Regions from separate parts of the Homo sapiens genome. Here region 1 is linked to region 2. Evidence: chromatin loops called from intact Hi-C (ENCODE). Cell type or tissue: chondrocyte. All regions are shown on one strand. Links, peaks and the distances in the headings refer to the core of each region. The heading gives the core; the rest is flanking DNA.

Region 1 (8,335 bases), core at 201-8,200, 480 kb after region 2:
CAGGAGTTCGAGAGCAGCCTGACCAACATGGTAAAACCCTGGCTTTACTGAAAATACAAAAATTAGCCAGGTGCAGTGGCTCACGTTTGTAATCCCAGCACTTAGGGAGGCTGAGGTGGGTGGATCATGAGGTCAGGGGTTTGAGACCAGCCTGGCCAACATGGTGAATCCCCATCTCTAAAAATACAAAAATTAGCTGGCCTTAGTGGTGTGTGCCTGTAGTCCCAGTTACTTGGGAGGCAGAGGCAGGAGAATTGCTTGAACCTGGGAAGGGAAGGTTGCAGTGAGCTGAGATCGCACCACTGCACTCCAGCCTGGGCAACAGAGTGAGACTCCATCTTAAAAAAAAAAAATTATCCAGGCATGGTGGTGGGCACCTGTAATCCCAGCTACTCGGGAGGCTGAGGCAGGAGAATTGCTTGAACCTGGGAGGCAGAGGTGGCAGTGAGCCGAGATCATAGCACTGCACTCCAGCCTGGGTGACAAAGCTCGACTCCATCTCAGAAAAAAAAAAAAAGAAAATGCCAAGTACACCAATATACTATCTCATGTGAGTCTTCGACACATATATTTAACACATTACAAACTGCAGTGTATAACCTCACAGGCTTGCAGTGATGACTGTGTGAAGACAGATTAGACCAAATGATGCCCAGGATAAAACTATTTCCAACTAGTGGGCTAGGAAAACACTGTATTACACTGGCTTTAGGACATGGAAACAGCTCTTCAGACATCAGCTTGCTTAATTTAGGCTTAAGTAAATAACAGCAATTAAATATATTGACAATTCATTGAAGCCTTTCCCAAGTGAGCAATGGTGGTAGACTTCTTCAATACGTAGTAAGCAAGGGTTGCAGTATTGGTCCTGTGATGCCCACAGAGTGTCACTTAGATGACTTAGTTGATAGACCACTTTCATTGGAGATGTTTGTTATATTGTTCTGAGACATTGAGAAATGAGACTAAATGGCCTGGAAATAGGCTAAAATACTTCCGGGGGCAGAGAGCTAATGCAAATGAGTGAACTTATTAACTAGTAACTCTTGGCTATTGCTGGGATAGGACCATAGAGGGCCCTGTCCATTCTCTACACTTGCCAAAAGCATTCAAACTTACTTTTAAAAATTCTGCACAGGGACCAAAATCTACCAGTTGGCAACTTCTGCCTAATGCATATTCTAGCACTAATCAGAGTATGAAACAAATGCTTCAGTGTGTTATGTTCCTTGTGCTGCTAAACAACAAAGCTTGGTGACAACCCAACATGAAGGGTATACTATATATTACACAGGATAGTTTGGGAATGAAAACATGGGTTCTGGAGTTAAGCTATGCGAGTTCAAATGCCAACTGCACATTTCATTAGTAATGTAAATGTGGGCAAGTTACTTTTGGCCTTCCAGTTGACTCATCTACATAGAGGCTGATCCTCTTGTTGTTACAAGGATTAAATGAGATAATACAACTGTTCAGGCCAGGCCTTAGAACACAGTACTGAGTTAGCCATTTTTAAATTCATAAGCTAAGGGACTTAGAGAAGCTGACAGATTTAGATTCATTGGTCCTACCAATGAAGGAGCAGAAGGTATTCCAGAGGGCAGAGCTAAAGGAAATGTTTCAAAACAGGATCCTCACATTGTTTTGAATCCTATTTTAGTTCTGAAATTAAATCCAAAGTAAAGAGAGAGCACTAAATGAGGAAGGACAACATGGAGAACAAAATTCTTCCTAGATGAATTCCACTGTGTTACTCACAGGGAAGCCTTGCAACAGAGAAAGGGAAAATGAAGTTCTGGTGACACTCCTGGGACAAATCAAGTGCTGACTCAAGTTTTCCTGTCATGTGCCTAGTAAAGTTCACTGTGCCTGAGCTCTGCCTTTGTTTTTAATAAATGGTGTCAATATTTCCATTTATATCAGGTCTGCCAAAATGCTCCTTGGTCTTTAAGCTAAATGAGTTTGGTTTCTCTTCAAATACTAATTTTTCATTGGCAGCACATATAGAATGTAAAAGTGAAACAGTGAAATAAGCTACAGGTAGAAAATAGTCAGCTTAGAGAAAAGCAGAATAAAATTTTTTTCCCAAGTTTCAACATGGTAATGATGTGACCTTTAGCTATGGTAAAACTATTTGACTAAGTGGGTAAATGGAAATTAATATCCTGGTATCTGCAATTAATCCAAGCTTTCTGAGGACTAAATCCATTTATTTCTCTATCCTTTCTAAGGAGAAAATCCTAACAGTGTGGACTTAGTGTGCCATTCCAGGTGGTAGTTGCTGTTTCAGTATTTTTTGTATCAAAGTTGTTGTAACCCTATTAATAAATTATTTCAAGGTTAAAAAAATACCCAGGAAACCAAATTGGAAAAAGAAATTTTTTTTTAATTAGAAACCAAGTTTACATACGGTTAAATGGTTACTAAAAGCTCAGTTGTAACCACTCCTAACACCACTAGCAGAACCTCAAGGGAGCCAAGAGCTCTTCCCTTTTCCCCTGTTAATTTCCAGTATAATGTAGCAGCACAATTATTTCATGTCACATTTAAGAAGAACAAGAACCAATTTATATAAAGTACAATTGTATATCCTTAAACATTCCACATAAACACACTGTCAAAACTCACTGGATATGCTGGAATTGGAGGACTTAAATTTCTACATATTATTTATTGCACCCAGAGTACTGGTTAAAATGCACTTTCTGTGAAGATCAAATGCAATAACGTATGAGGGTATTTTTAACACTGTGAAGTACACACATAATATTATAAAATGCCATTTAATTGGAAGGAGTTTTCTATCATTGCAAGTCATAAATATAACTTTTAAAAGAATACTAGCAGCTTTTACCTAGGCTCCTAAATGCTTGTAAATCTGAGACTGACTGGACCCACCCAGACCCAGGGCAAAGATACATGTTACCATATCATCTTTATAAAGAATTTTTTTTTTGTCGTCAGTTTGGCCTTTCCTACTGCAGCCAGGTGAGAGCTTAAGATGTCAGTCCCCAATATCTTCACAGAGTGCCTTTATGACCAGTTTGGAGAATTACGATGGTAAGGGGAAGAGGCAGATATGAAGAGGAATGGTTAGGGGAATTGTCATTCATAACTCTGTGCTATATTACTTGAGGGGCTAAGAAAAATGTATGGTCAGTGAAACACAGTAGTGTACCCTTAAATGCCTTATAAAAGACCATCCATCCAGTCTGCGCTTTTGACTGTGTGCAAGTATCAGTAATAATGCTTTTGGGGGCTCAGATGAACAGCGAACACCAATCAGCCAGGACTCTGGAAGGAAAGCTCCAAAAATGAGAAGTCCTTCAACACCATTTTCCATTACTGTTCTCACCAAATCAATGACTATAAAACAGTTTTGATTATTTATCTCCATCAAAGTGATTTGATTTGAGATAATCACACAATCTCAGGCTCGGTATGTAAAAATGTCAGAAGTGGCTGAAGTAAAAGCAGCAGCTTTGTGCTGAAGACACCCATTTCCTCTGACTCCAGAGCTCCACCATCTGGTCTCAAGATTTTTCCCTCTGAGGAAACAGCTGTAGAGAGGTAGCCCAGTTCAACTTTGCTGAGACAGTGAACTTTGCAACCATACTAACACCTACTGACTTGCAGAGAACGCTGAGAAAGACAGTGTGCTTTGCAACGGTTAAGTCCACAGCTCCTGAGATTGCCTCGCAAGTCATCTTGGGCATGAAGCAGAGCGGTGCATCAGAAAAACATGACGATTCTGCTGAGAGGTGGCTTTAGGAACAAAATAGATGGCTCTCCTCCCTTAAAGTCTTTTCTCCCCACCCTCAACATTTCACGAGAACATCAGTTCATAAATACTACCATCTGTTTCTATCACCACCCTCCTGGAGAAAGAAAGTTAAGGTTTTACAACCACATGTGCTCAAGAGTAAATATCATCAGGAAAGCTCTGTACTAACAGGCAGGTTATTAAGACTCCCAAGAAATCCTCATAAGCTTTTCAATCTGAGGAAAATCCTGAGAAGGTAATTAGTAAGCACCACCTAGCGATGTGGTGCTGGTTTTGTTAGTTGTCAGTTTTTCCCCTTCTTTGTTTTCTCACCCCTCTTAACTTCCACTGAGAAATTAAAGTGGAAATAAGTTCAAAGAATCCTAAGCCTGATAGAGCTAGGTGTCTCTTCATTTTATATTTCATATGGATGAAGCTATTCTAGTTGATAATTTGGTATAATTAAAATAACTGAAAAGGTAGGTATAAGGAAAATTTCTCAGCCTTTAAAAATCCATTACATTTTGATAAATAAAACTTGCATACTCATTCTGTAGTTTGTATAATAAAAAATGTATTGCATTTTCCAATTTTTTTTTAACATATAGCCTGGTTAAGAATCATGCATATCCTTGTCTCTCCGAAGGATAAACTGAGCTGGCCCTTGGGCAACTACTTAAGAATTTAGTGTTGGAATGATAGCAGCAAATGTCAGCTTTTCAAAGATCCCACCCTAATCCAGTTCTAAGGTTAGGTCAGGAAGGAAAAAATAATTCCATCTTTCAAATACACATGAAACAAAGTCTTTTCCAACCAACGGTTGAGTCATAAACACAGTCTGTGCAACGGCACATACTTTTGGCTATGTTCACACAGTAAACCATAGAAACACACTGGCTCTGATGGCTACCTGCAGAAGACAGACTAATCCAGTGTTATTTAACGTAGCCACGGGTGGCTTCTTCTGTCAGCAGGCCTTTAGAGATGCTTACCGTATGCCCACAGTCCAGGAAGGACATGCCCAGTGCAATCAAACATTGCCAACCCTGAAAGACAAAATATGGTCATCACTCACCAGGCTCTTTGAAGAGCCATGACTGCTCACACAGCACTTCTCAAATGCAAACCTGCTCCCTTCCTTGAACATCCAGCTGTGCCCATCTTCTACCACCAAGGGTTGCACAAGTCATTCTCTCAACCCCACTCCCCCTTCAAAAAATCAGCTGCCTTCCTCAACAAAGTTTGTCCATACTATTTTAAATATTGAATTTCTCTGTTCTTACTGCTTTGTGTCTGTGGTTTTCCTTTTTTTTAAAATCTTTATTATTATTTTACATTTTAGAGACAAGGTCTCCCTCTATTGCTCAGGCTGGAGTATAGTGGTGCAATCATAGCTCACTGAAGCCTCGAATTCCTGGGCTCAAGCAATCCTCTCTCCTCAGCCTCCTGAGTTGCCAGGATTACAGACGCACACCACCATGCCCAGCTAATTTATTTTTTTTTGTAGAGACAAGGTGTCTTGCTATATTTCTCAAGCTGGTCTGAAACTCCTAACCTCAAGCAATCCTCCTGGCTCGGCCTCCCAAAGCACTGAAATTACAAGCGTGAGCCACCTCGTCCAGCCTGTTGTTTGTTTCTTTTACCCAACTGTAAGTTCTCGGAAGTCCACTTTTCCTCAGTCCTCCCCATGATAAGAATGACTAACAGACTAATACAATTGGTGTAGTCTCCTAAGCTGCTCTATGAAGTTCCTGTTTTGAAGTTAAACAACAGTAACCCACTCTAGAATCAGCCCTCTCCTCTCAAAATGGGTCTTCAAGCCAGACACGGTGGCTCATGCCTGTAATCCCAACACTTCAGGAGGCTGAGGCAGGTGGATCACCTGAGGTCAAGAGTTTGAGACCAGCCTGGCCAACATGGCAAAACCCCATCTCTACTAAAAATACAAAAATTAGCCAGGCATGGTTAGCACATGGCTGTAGTCCCAACTACTCAGGAGGCTAAGGCAGGCGAATCACTTGAACCCAGGAGGCAGAGGTTGCAGTGAGCTAAGATCATGCCACTATACCCTAGCTTGGGCGATAGAGAAAAACTCTGTCTCAAAAATAATAATAATAATGGGTCTTCAACAAGCTCATTAGCCTTAGGCTGACTGAGGACAAACTGGCATCTTCATATCCAATTTGCATTCTGAAAGGATCCCCCTAACTTCTATAGTGAATTTTTAAAAACAATTCCTGTCAAGGACACATTCAGTTACTTGGTTTTCCTTGAAGTTAAGTTCCTAGATCATAGGGTCAGTACAGTCTTTGTGTGCACAAAGTTTATTGGGAAGAAAAAAAGAAGAGATCTAGGAAATAATTTTTCAACATTTACTGAAGTGATTTTCTTAATAAAGTATCTAATGTGTGGCACACTGGTGTGGGGAAGTGTTCTAGAGATTAACAGCAGGTTTCCAGCCTCCATCTGTAGCCATTCTCTGCAGCAAAAATGGTATAAATTCTACTATTCCTTATCCCTAACCCCTGTGTCTTTTCAAAGAAACCTGTATAGAACAGGGAAATGGATCTGTTGTTATTTTGGCTGTTTTTCATTAATATAAGCAATGCTAAAGAAGATTTGGAAAATAGAGAAGAATATATCTATAATCCTAGCTTCCTACAACAACTATATTGCCATTTTTATATAATTCTAGACTTCTTAAAAAATTTTTTATAATTGAAATATAAATTTTACATACCTTTTTCATGTAGCTATAGTTTTATAACCATGATTTTTAAAAAATGACTCTAGAATGAGAGAGTCAAGGGGAGACTATCACTATTTAATTATTTCCTTGGACAGCTAGTAAGTGATGGAGCTGAGTGGGGCTGTGTGCCACATGTGTCCCACCCCGAATCTCTAAATCACACTGCATGCCCTATTCTCCACCTCTGTTTTGTACCGTTCTCCACTCTCTGTACTGCTACCCTTCTTTTAGTTCCTCAAACATACTATACTCTCTTGTTAGGAATTACTAAGAATGGAAACTACAGAAGTGACAGAAATTGAAAAATGACAAATCTTAGTAACCAAAGTGAATTTTATGGTTAGAAATATTATTTTGTAAACAGCTGATTTGACAATTCCATATACATTGTCTCGATCACCTGGAGGTAGATTGTTATGTGCTCTTTTGGGTCTGTTCATTTCTCTTTTTTTGTAGAGATGGAGTCTTACTATGTTGCCCAGATTGGTCTCTAACTCCTGGATTCAAGCAATCCTCCCGCCTCAGCCTCCCAAAGTACTGGGATTATAGGCATGAGCCACTGTGCCCAGCCTGGGTCTGTTCATTTCTGAATGTCAGTGAACCCCACCTCAACCATCCCTGATACCTATGCCCCTGCTCTTCCAGGCTAGACTTACCAAGTAGAACACAAAGCCCAGATAAGCCACGCTGACCACAGCAGCCACCACATATAATGCCACATGCCCTAGGTCCCGGACATAAACCACTACAAAGTACATATTGATGGAACAGATGATAAGGACCAAGATTCCTCCTGCAATCCGCCAGCCTCTGTAAAAGAAATCAGCACAGTCACTGATGGAATAATCCAACTTGGCCACAGACAGAAAAGGAAACAGGATGGGAATTAGAGGCAGTTCAAAATGAATGGAAAAATTGTTCTTAATTTGAAAAAAAATGATTCTTCATAAGTCTAAGTTAAATCACCCAAAGTTAGATACTGGTAGACAGGGAGAAAGAGGGGGGAAAAGACACCAACAAATAATCCCTAATATTTAAGTCCCTAGAGATGCAACAAGGCCTAGAAACGCAATGAGCCATTTTATTAACGTTCCCAAAAATGCAACAAGTCACTTCAGATACCTCATATCCTTTAAAGATATATATAAAAGGTACTAACTTATGCCTTTTTTGTTAAGATCATTTAACAAAGAATTAAGGTGCCTCAAACTTCAGTGGCTGAAGCTGAAGAGTTATGCTGTAAAAGCTGAACTTTCTCTCCCCTTCATATGAAAGACGTGCTTTCTCTTCCTTTACTATATTCACAGTTTCCATTCTCTAAGCCAAAGAGGAAGCAGCTAGCAATCACCTCTCAAAGCATATCGCTTCCCTCTGTGTCTCACGTCTGACTGGCCTACTGCATGAAGATACCCTTTCCCCATATCAGCATCCCCTTTGGGAACGAAGAGGAGTACACTCACAGTCCATTGGCAAAGTCACTCATTACTGGCCGCAAGCTCGTAAATGTGAGGATGGGTATGAGAGCAAAGGGAAGCTGGAAAAGAAAGAAGATCAGATGGGATTACTATGGGTCCTTGTATCACCCTAGAGAACAGCACAATTAATGAAAGGGAAACATAAATGCTGCCTCAACTACTCCATGAGAAATAATTATTCCTATCATCCCAACATGCTTGGGCATTATGCTGAATTCTGCAGAGCTGTCATTAACCTAGCATACAAACCTTTGTATGTGACTTGTCTTCTTAACCTCCACAGGACCTAGCACAGTGTCCTATATGTTCATTTAATGTTTGCTTGCATTAATGAACTACAATTTTGTG
Region 2 (8,335 bases), core at 226-8,225:
CATTTTCTGGGTAGACAATTTTTCCAAATTTTCAACTATTGTAATCATGAGACTTGGTAGATTGCTCTAAAATTCATGTTCTGAAGTACCCTTTCTCCTATGTATACATCAATATTAGATAAAATAGAAAAAGGTAAACTTACAAAGCTATGACATGCAGAAACAAGAACTATTTCTTTGTATTTAAAACAGTGTTTAGAGGCTGGGCAGAGTGGTTCATATTTGTAATCCTAGCACCTTGAGAGGCCAAGGTGGGAGGATTGCTTAAGCCCAAGAGTTTGAGAACAGCTTGGGCAACATAGGGAGACCCCTGTCCCCACAAAAAGTAAAAACATTAGTCAGGCTTGAGTCCGGGAGGTTGAGGCTGCAGTGAGCTATGATTGTGCCACTGCACTGAAGACTGGCTGACAGTGAGACTCTGTCTCTAAAGGAAAAAAAATGCTTATTTGAAGAAATAATCCCTGAAAACTTCTCAAATTTGATAAAGAATATTAATGTGCACATTCAAGGTCAGTTAACTCCAAGAAGAATAAACTCAAAGAGATCCACACCTAGGCACATTATGGTCAAACTGCCAAAAGACAAAAACAAAGAGAGAACATTGAATACAGCAAAAAAAAAAAAAAAAAAAAGGCAACTCATCATGTATAAGGGATCCTCAGCAAAATTAATAACTGACTTCTCATCAGAAACCATGGAGCCCAGCTGGGCATGGTGGCTCACGCCTATAATCCCAGCACTTTGGGAGGCCGAGGTTGGTGTATCACCTGAGGTTGGGAGTTTGAGACCAGCCTGACCAACATGGAGAAAACCCATCTCTACTAAAAATACAATATTAGCCAGGCGTGGTGGGGCATGCCTGTAATCCCAGCTACTCGGGAGGCTGAGGCAGGAGAATTACTTGAACCTGGGAGGCAGAGGTTGCAGTGAGCCGAGATCTTGCCATTGCACTCTAGCCTGGGCAACAGGAGCGAAACTCCATCTCAAAAATAATAATAATAAAAAAGAAACCATGGAGCCCAGAAGGCAGTGGAAAGACATTCAAAATGCTAAAAAAAATTGTCAACCAACAATTCCATATCCACAAAACTATACCTCAAAAATGAAGGAGAGGCCAGGTGTGGTGGCTCATGCCTGTAATCTCAGCACTTTGAGAGGCCGAGGAGAGGATCACTTGAGCCCGAGTTTGAGACCAGCCTGGGCAACACAGTGAGACCTCATGTCTACAAAAAAGTAAAAAATCAGCCGAGTGTAGAGGCATGAATTTATAATCCCAGATACTTGGGAGGCTGAGGTGGGAGGATTACTTAAGCCCAGGAGATTGAAGTTGCAGCAAGCCAACATGGTGCCACTGCACCCCAGCCTGAGTGACAGGGCAAGACCCCGTCTCAAAAAAAAAAAAAAAAAAAAAAAAGAAAAAAAAAGAAAAAAAGAAAAATGATGGAGAATGCAGACATTCCTAGATAAACAACAACTGAATTTGTCACTTGCCCCGCAATGTGAGCCATTCAGCCTGAAATGAAAGATTATTAGACAATAGCCTGAGTTCACACGAAGAAATAAACAGCACTGGTAAAGGTGCTGGTGCGGTGGCTCACGCCTGTAATCCCAGAAGTTTGGGAGGCTGAGGCCAGTGGATCACTTGAGGTCAGGAGTTCGAGACCAGCCTGGCCAACATGGTGAAACCACATTTCTACTAAAAATACTAAAAATACAAAAATTAGCCGGGCATGGTGGCCGGTGCCTGTAATCACAGCTACTTGGGAGGCTGAGGCAGGAAAACCGCTTGAACCCGGGAGGCAGAGGTTGTAGTAAGCTGAAATTGCGCCACTGCACTCTAGCCTGGGTGACAGAGCGAGACTCTGTCTAAAAAAAAAAAAAACGGTGACACAGTATAAACATAGTATATTTTTGTTTGTTAATTTTTAAAAGTTTTTCTCCAAAAGCATGAGCCACCACACCTGGCCTCGGAGAAAAATTTAATGTTAAACTTTTAAAATAGTCACAGAAAGAATAGCAGTATAATCTGTACCTTCCAAACCAGAAGAACAAAGAAGTACTATCTAACACTTTACTAATTCAACAATAGGAGAAAAAGGGGGGGAAGAAAGCAAAGACAGAGATTGATAAACAGAAAACATTTAACAAGAATGAAGAAATAAGTCCTAATATATCAGTAATTATATTAAATGAACTTAAATGGATTTAATTAATTTGTTACAACCAGAGTCACAGACAAAAGTTGAAAATAAAAGACTAAAAAAAGTCAGCAAGTAGTAATTAAAAAGGCTGGTACAACAATAATATCTAGACAAAAAGATTAAGGTAAAGAATAAACAATTAGAAATAAAGAGAATATAAGGAATAATCTAGCAAAAAGGTAGAATAATTTGGTGGAAGAATGCAGTAAAGGCTGGATGAGGTGGCTTATGCCTGTAATCCCAGCACTTTGAGAGGCTGAGGTAGGAGGATCTCTCAAGTTTGTTCTAAGCTTCTATAATTTTAAATAAATGTTTTACTTTAGAATGGTTTTAAATTTACTGAAAAGTTGCAAAGATAGTACAGATAATTCCTGTGTATGCTTCATCCAGTTTTTCCTTTTTTTTTTTTTTTTTTTTTGAGACGGAGTTTCGCTCTTGTTGCCCAGGCTGGAATGCAGTGGTGCAATCTGGGCTTACCGCAACCTCCACTTCCCGGGTTCAAGCGATTCTCCTGTCTCAGCCTCCCGAGTAGCTGGGATTACAGGCACATGCCACCATGCCCAGCTAATTTTTGTATTTTTAGTAGACGCGGGGTTTCACCATACTGGTCAGGCTGATCTCCAACTCCTGACCTCAGGTGATCTGCCTGCCTCGGCCTCCCAAAGTGCTGGGATTACAGATGTGAGCGACCACGCCCGGCCTTGACTTTTTTTTTTTTTTTTGAAACAGTTTCACTGCGTTGCCCAGGCTGGAGCGCAGCCGCCATGTTCTCAGCTCACTGTAACCTTGGCCTCCCGGGTTCAAGCGACGTTCCTACCTCAGCTCCCCCAGGTAGCTGGGATTACAGGCATGTGCCACTACTCCCGGCTAATTTTTGTGTTTTTAGTAGAGACGGGGTTTCGCCATGTTGGCCAGGCTGGTCTCGAACTCTTGACCTCAGGTGATCCGCCCACCTTGGCCTCCCAAAGTGCTGGGATCATAGGTGTGAGCCACTGCACCTAGCCTTGGACCCTCTTCATATTAAATTAAAATTAATGTTTTTGGAACACCTATTAGGCCACAGAGTGAGGAGGATGAGTTAAAGTAAGTTCCCTCCTTGTAAGTAGTTAGAAGTATAGAAAGAAAGAAGTGGACCTGCTCTCTATTGTCTTTTTCTTTTCTTTAGACGGAGTGTTTGCTCTCTTGCCCGGGCTGGAGTGCAATGACGCGATCTCAGCTTACTGTAACCTCTGCCTCCTGGGTTCAAGTGATTCTCCTGCCTCAGCCTCTTGAGTAGCTAGGAGTACAGGCATCCGCCACCACGCCCGGCTAATTTTTGTATTTTTATTGGAGACGGGGTTTCACCATGTTGGCCAGGCTGGCCTAGTACTCTTTTTTTTTTTTTTTTGAGTCGGAGTCTCGCGCTCACGCTCAGGCTGGAGTGCAGTGGCGTGATCTTGGCTCACTGCAAGCTCCGCCTCCCGGGTTCACGCCATTCTCCTGCCTCAGCCTCCCGAGTAGCTGGGACTACAGGCGCCCGCCACCACGCCCGGCTAATTTTTTGTACTTTTAGTAGAGACGGGGTTTCACCGTGTCAGCCAGGATGGTCTCGATCTCCTGACTTCGTGATCCACCCGTCTCGGCCTCCCAAAGTGCTGGGATTACAGGCGTGAGCCACCGCGCCCGGTCGGCTAGCCTGGTACTCTTAACCTCAGGTGATCCACCAGCCTCAGCCTCCCAAAGTGCTAGGATTACAGGCGAGAGCCACCGCGCCTGTCTTTTTAAAAGCTAAAACTGAAACGGAAACAGAGCTCCTGGCAGATAGGACCAGGAGCCACAGCGAAGGAGGTGGCCTGTGATTAGGTTTTTATAAATGGGCAGGTATTAATCAGGGAAAATGGAGTAAAGGACACGATAGACATACATTGCTAAGTCTAGTATTGGAAAAAGTAAGGCCTGGGACCCCTAAAAACTTGCTCGAGAGTGAAAGGTAAATGCTATGTGTCCACACTACTGTGGTAAAGCCGACAGTCCATACCATGAGCCCATTTCGCGCAGGGAAATTCGAGTGGTGGGCTTGGGCCCGTCGTTCTGGTAGCTTCCCAGTAGAGGGCGCCGTAAGCATATGCGTCTTCAGCCTGACTGGGCTGGAGAGGCGGTGCGTCCTCCTGGCCGGGGGGCGGGGGCCGTCGCGCTCACGTGACCTTTGCTCATGGCGGCGGCGGCGGCGGCGGCGGTGCTGGTGGTGCTCGGCGGCCGGAGCCGGATCCTGTAGCCGGGTGTGGGCCCGTGTCTGTCCGTCCCTCCTTCGGCCCCCTCTCTTGTCTTCCGGAGTGTGGCTGGCGGAGCTGGGATGGCGGAACGAGGCCTGGAGCCGTCGCCGGCCGCGGTGGCGGCGCTGCCGCCTGAAGTGCGGGCGCAGCTGGCGGAGCTGGAGCTGGAGCTCTCGGAGGGTAGGAGCCGGGCCGGGGAGAGGGCGCCCGGGGCCCTGCGGATCGCGGCGACTTGGGAGACAGGTCCCCGCCGCGCGCTCTGGCGGCCGTGCGGCGAGGGGGACGAGGGTGTAGAGAACCTGGCCTGGCGCTCCACGACCGTTTTCCCTCCTCTCCCACCCCATTAAGTGGTTTCCTGTGGCTTTCATTGTTTTCCCATGGAGGGGACTAAGTAAGGGCTTGTGGAAAGGTCCTCCCGGGCCCACACTGCTTCTGCGCTTCCTGCCCCCCAAAACCCGAGACAAAGCTGCGCCCTCCCGCTTCTGCCCAGGCGTCTGGCCCAGGTGGGGTGAGGGGTAGGGCTGCGAGGAGGGTGGCTGACAGCTTTCTCCTTTCCTCTCCCCTTTTCGTGGAGGGCTCCACGCCTTGTTCCAGCCCCCCCTTCCCCCTTTCAAAAAGAGACACATGGGAAATCCGCAGCATCATTTCTTCTCTTTCCTTTAACAATGCGCGATGCCTCCCCAGTGACAGGAGTGAGACACAAGCGGGTGAGCCATTTAGGGTCCTAGGAAGATAAGAAGCAATGGCATTAACCCAGAGAGACACACGGTGCTGCTTTTAGACCACCTTTGTCATAAGAAGTTTTTTTTTTTCCTGGTGCCTGTTATTCGGGCCGAATTTTCCGCATCTGGTCACCTTTTGGAGTCTTTGATGAAGGAAGGAGAGGAGGCTACCGTTTACTTGCAAATCCTGGCTGGCATTCTTTCTTTTGACAATGGATTGGGACAGGGAGGGTTCGATTTATTTTCAGAATTAAAAAAAAAAAATGGGATAAATCAAGCCACTGTTATTAGAGAACTCCTTGTACAACAATGAGAGAAACACAGTGCTCCGTTGTGGGCATGTGATCAGGCTTCTGGGGCAGTTGTGATCAGTTCTGTGTAAAGTTCCTGTTTTTATCACTGGCTGCCCCTGAGACAAAAGCAGCATTTTCTCCAAGCTTGATACCAGTACTTTGATTGTGTCTCCAGAGTTGCATATTCTTACTGAGTTCCTTGTGGAAGGCCCTCTTCACTAGCATTTTTCAAGTGGATCAAAAACTCTTGATTGGAAAAGAAGAATGTGACCAACTCCCAGGAGCTTATTAAACATTACTTATTGTTTACTTATTAAGGCATTATGGTTCCCTCCCCTCTGAGAATCCTTTACAATGAAAAACCAAAAATAGAGTTGAATGTTATAAATCCTGTTGGGCACTGAAGGAAATAATTATTTTTAATAACCCTTTTAATAACCCAATGTGTAGGAAAGTGCTGTTTTTACCTGTACTTAACTATCAACATGTTATTTTTCAATTAATCCAATTTTCAAGTTATTCTTCGGCCAGTCCCGGGAATCACTGGTATTAGATTAGTTTGTTTCTGTGAAGTGTTTAAGAAGATAGGAATCCTCTGGGTTTGTCTGCCCAGTTATACCTTAAGTTCCCCCCGCTTCGAAAATCGAGGAGCTTTTTGCATTACCATCAATTCTGTCTCTCAAGATAACTCATTCTTCTCCTAGACTAAAGCATTGACATTAAATCTGTGTTGACTTGCATTAAAATCTGACTTTTAAAACTGCTATTTGAAAGTAACAAATCATCTAGCTTTGATTAGAGAGAGGTTTGCCTGGATGCTTGCGTCAGAGGGAGATTAAAAATAGGAGTTGATTGCTTTCACACGGAGAGGGAAATCCTGGAAGCTCCTTATTCTGGGTATATCTGCTTCCAGCTGATTGTTGTTTACATCTCTGGGTGTTTCTAGACATCTCTAGAATGTCTAGAAACATTCTGAGGAACTATTTCTAGGACCCACACTGATTAGCTCACCTCTCTCTCCTTCAGAAAGGTGTGAAACTTCTACAAATTGTGAATGCCAAGGCTTAAACATTTTAAGGACAAGTGCATGGTTTGCTTTCCAATGAAGGATTATTTTGGTTGGCATCTGACTTGGTTTGAATTTGTTTCTTATAGATATACTACACTTCTTGTATTTCATTTGTTTTAGCAATGGATGACTGGAAAAAATACAATTGAAAAACTTGGGCCTGCAGTGTCAGCATATTGGTCATCTTTCTTGCTTAAAGTACAGGGGATGGTTGGCTGGAGAAGTGGATAGACATTAGGAATTCAAGTGAAGTTAAAATAATCCAAAAGTCCCCATATCTGTGTAGTATGGTGTTATTTGTGATGCCTGTAGCATATTTGGAGCTAAGGTTTGTTCGTTTTGCATTTTCTCTACAGTTACTCTGCTCTAACATAAGTACTTTGTCTTTTTTTGTTTTAGATGCTTTTCTTTCGTTTGTTTTTTTTGAGATGGAGTCTCACACTGTTGCCCGATTTTAGCTTACCGCAACCTCCGCCTCCCAGGGTCAAGCAGTTCTCCTGCCTCAGCCTCCCCAGTAGCTGGGATTACAGGCAAGCGCCACTACTGCCGGGCTAATTTTTTTTGTATTTATAGTAGAGACCGGGTTTCACCGTGTTGGCCAGGCTGATCTTAAACTCCTGACCTCAAATGATCCACCAACCTCAGCCTCCCAAAGTGTTAGGATTACAGGCGTGAGCCACCGCTAAAGATGCTTTTAACTGTGTGTTTATCATGCCTTGCTGACATTGGTGCACTCATTTCTCTATTTTCATTTTTTCTTTCTTTCTCTCTTTTTTTTTTTAAGGTTCAGCCTGTCATTGGTCCTAATCATAGCAATAATCTGAGCTGTATGCTGTTAAAGAATTTTCTTTGTGCTTGCCTGTATTTTCAGCTGCAGGCTTTGGTAATAGATCAGCCAACTCTGTGCTGAAATGCAGGTTTGTGCCTGCTTTGGGCTCTTTGCTGCAGAGCGTGTTGCAGAGCCCTGTGATGTGTCTGGTGCTTCAGGCAGGTCACCAGGCAGCTTCCTGGTTAAAACCTGCTTCTGTCACAAAAAGAACAGGCTGAAACTGCCTGGAAATCATTTAAAAACTGAATTTCCACATAAGGATGAGCTTTTCTATAGACGAGTTGAATAGGTAGAAGGTTTCTGCAAGTATTTCTGTGACTGAAATTTTTAATGATCCACATATTTTATTATATGCTTGACAGCTCTGTTGTTTGGACTTATGTATATGGTCTAGTCAAGTGTATGTACATAAAGTAGCACTAATGGGGAGAATTAATTTGCTTAAATCTGTCCAATAATACATTATATTTGTGTAATGATCTTTTTGTACATTGTCATTTGAGCTTTACTAAACTTCACTAGATAGAATAGGTATTGTTACCACCCACCGCCCCTTTCTTTTTTGTGGCTTAACAGAAGGGAAAACTTGTACTCAGAAAGATTGTTTTGTCTAAAGCTGCATACCTAATAAGTGTCGTTATCCTAAGCTGTCATGTGACGATGACATTGGAATGATTTAAATATTTGTGCTGTCATTGCACAAGCTGTTAACTAATTTTTTCTCTAAGGAAATGCTACCTTTTTTTTTTTTGCGATGGAGTTTCTCTTGTTGCCCAGGCTGGAGTGAAATGGTGCGATCTCAGCTCACTGCAACCTCTGCCTCCCGGGTTCAGGTGATTCTCCTGCCTCAGCCTTTCTGAGTAGCTGGGATTACAGGCATGCGCCACCACGCCTGGCTAATTTTGTAGTAGACACGGGTTTTCTCCATGTTGGTCAGGTGGGTCTCGATCTCCCGACCTCAGATGATCT

What was found. Peaks named below come from ENCODE experiments on the same cell type or tissue, not always from the same donor. Only the 100,000 strongest peaks of a DNase experiment are listed, where the experiment ranks them.
Region 1: it touches region 2 in a loop (4-fold over the local background); 8 of 110 quality-filtered maps call a loop at or near these places.

The regions. Positions count from the first base shown.
Region 1 is chr12:50,983,627-50,991,961 of GRCh38, forward strand. It overlaps SLC11A2 (solute carrier family 11 member 2), which reads right to left. Exons shown (of 16, transcript NM_000617.3): 14 at 7,973-8,046; 15 at 7,169-7,322; 16 at 2,366-4,809. The coding sequence ends at 4,699. Among named protein-coding and RNA genes, the nearest start is that of HIGD1C, 35 kb to the left of the region's middle. In chondrocyte, for the core only: CTCF peaks have their summits at 1,823, 3,524 and 3,730; no DNase peak of the experiment used is centred there.
Region 2 is chr12:50,500,608-50,508,942 of GRCh38, forward strand. DIP2B (disco interacting protein 2 homolog B) reads left to right here and starts at 4,378. Exons shown (of 38, transcript NM_173602.3): 1 at 4,378-4,633. The coding sequence starts at 4,534. RefSeq lists a silencer at 4,681-4,790. In chondrocyte, for the core only: CTCF peaks have their summits at 4,271 (motif pointing right) and 4,473; a DNase peak (open chromatin) is centred at 4,374.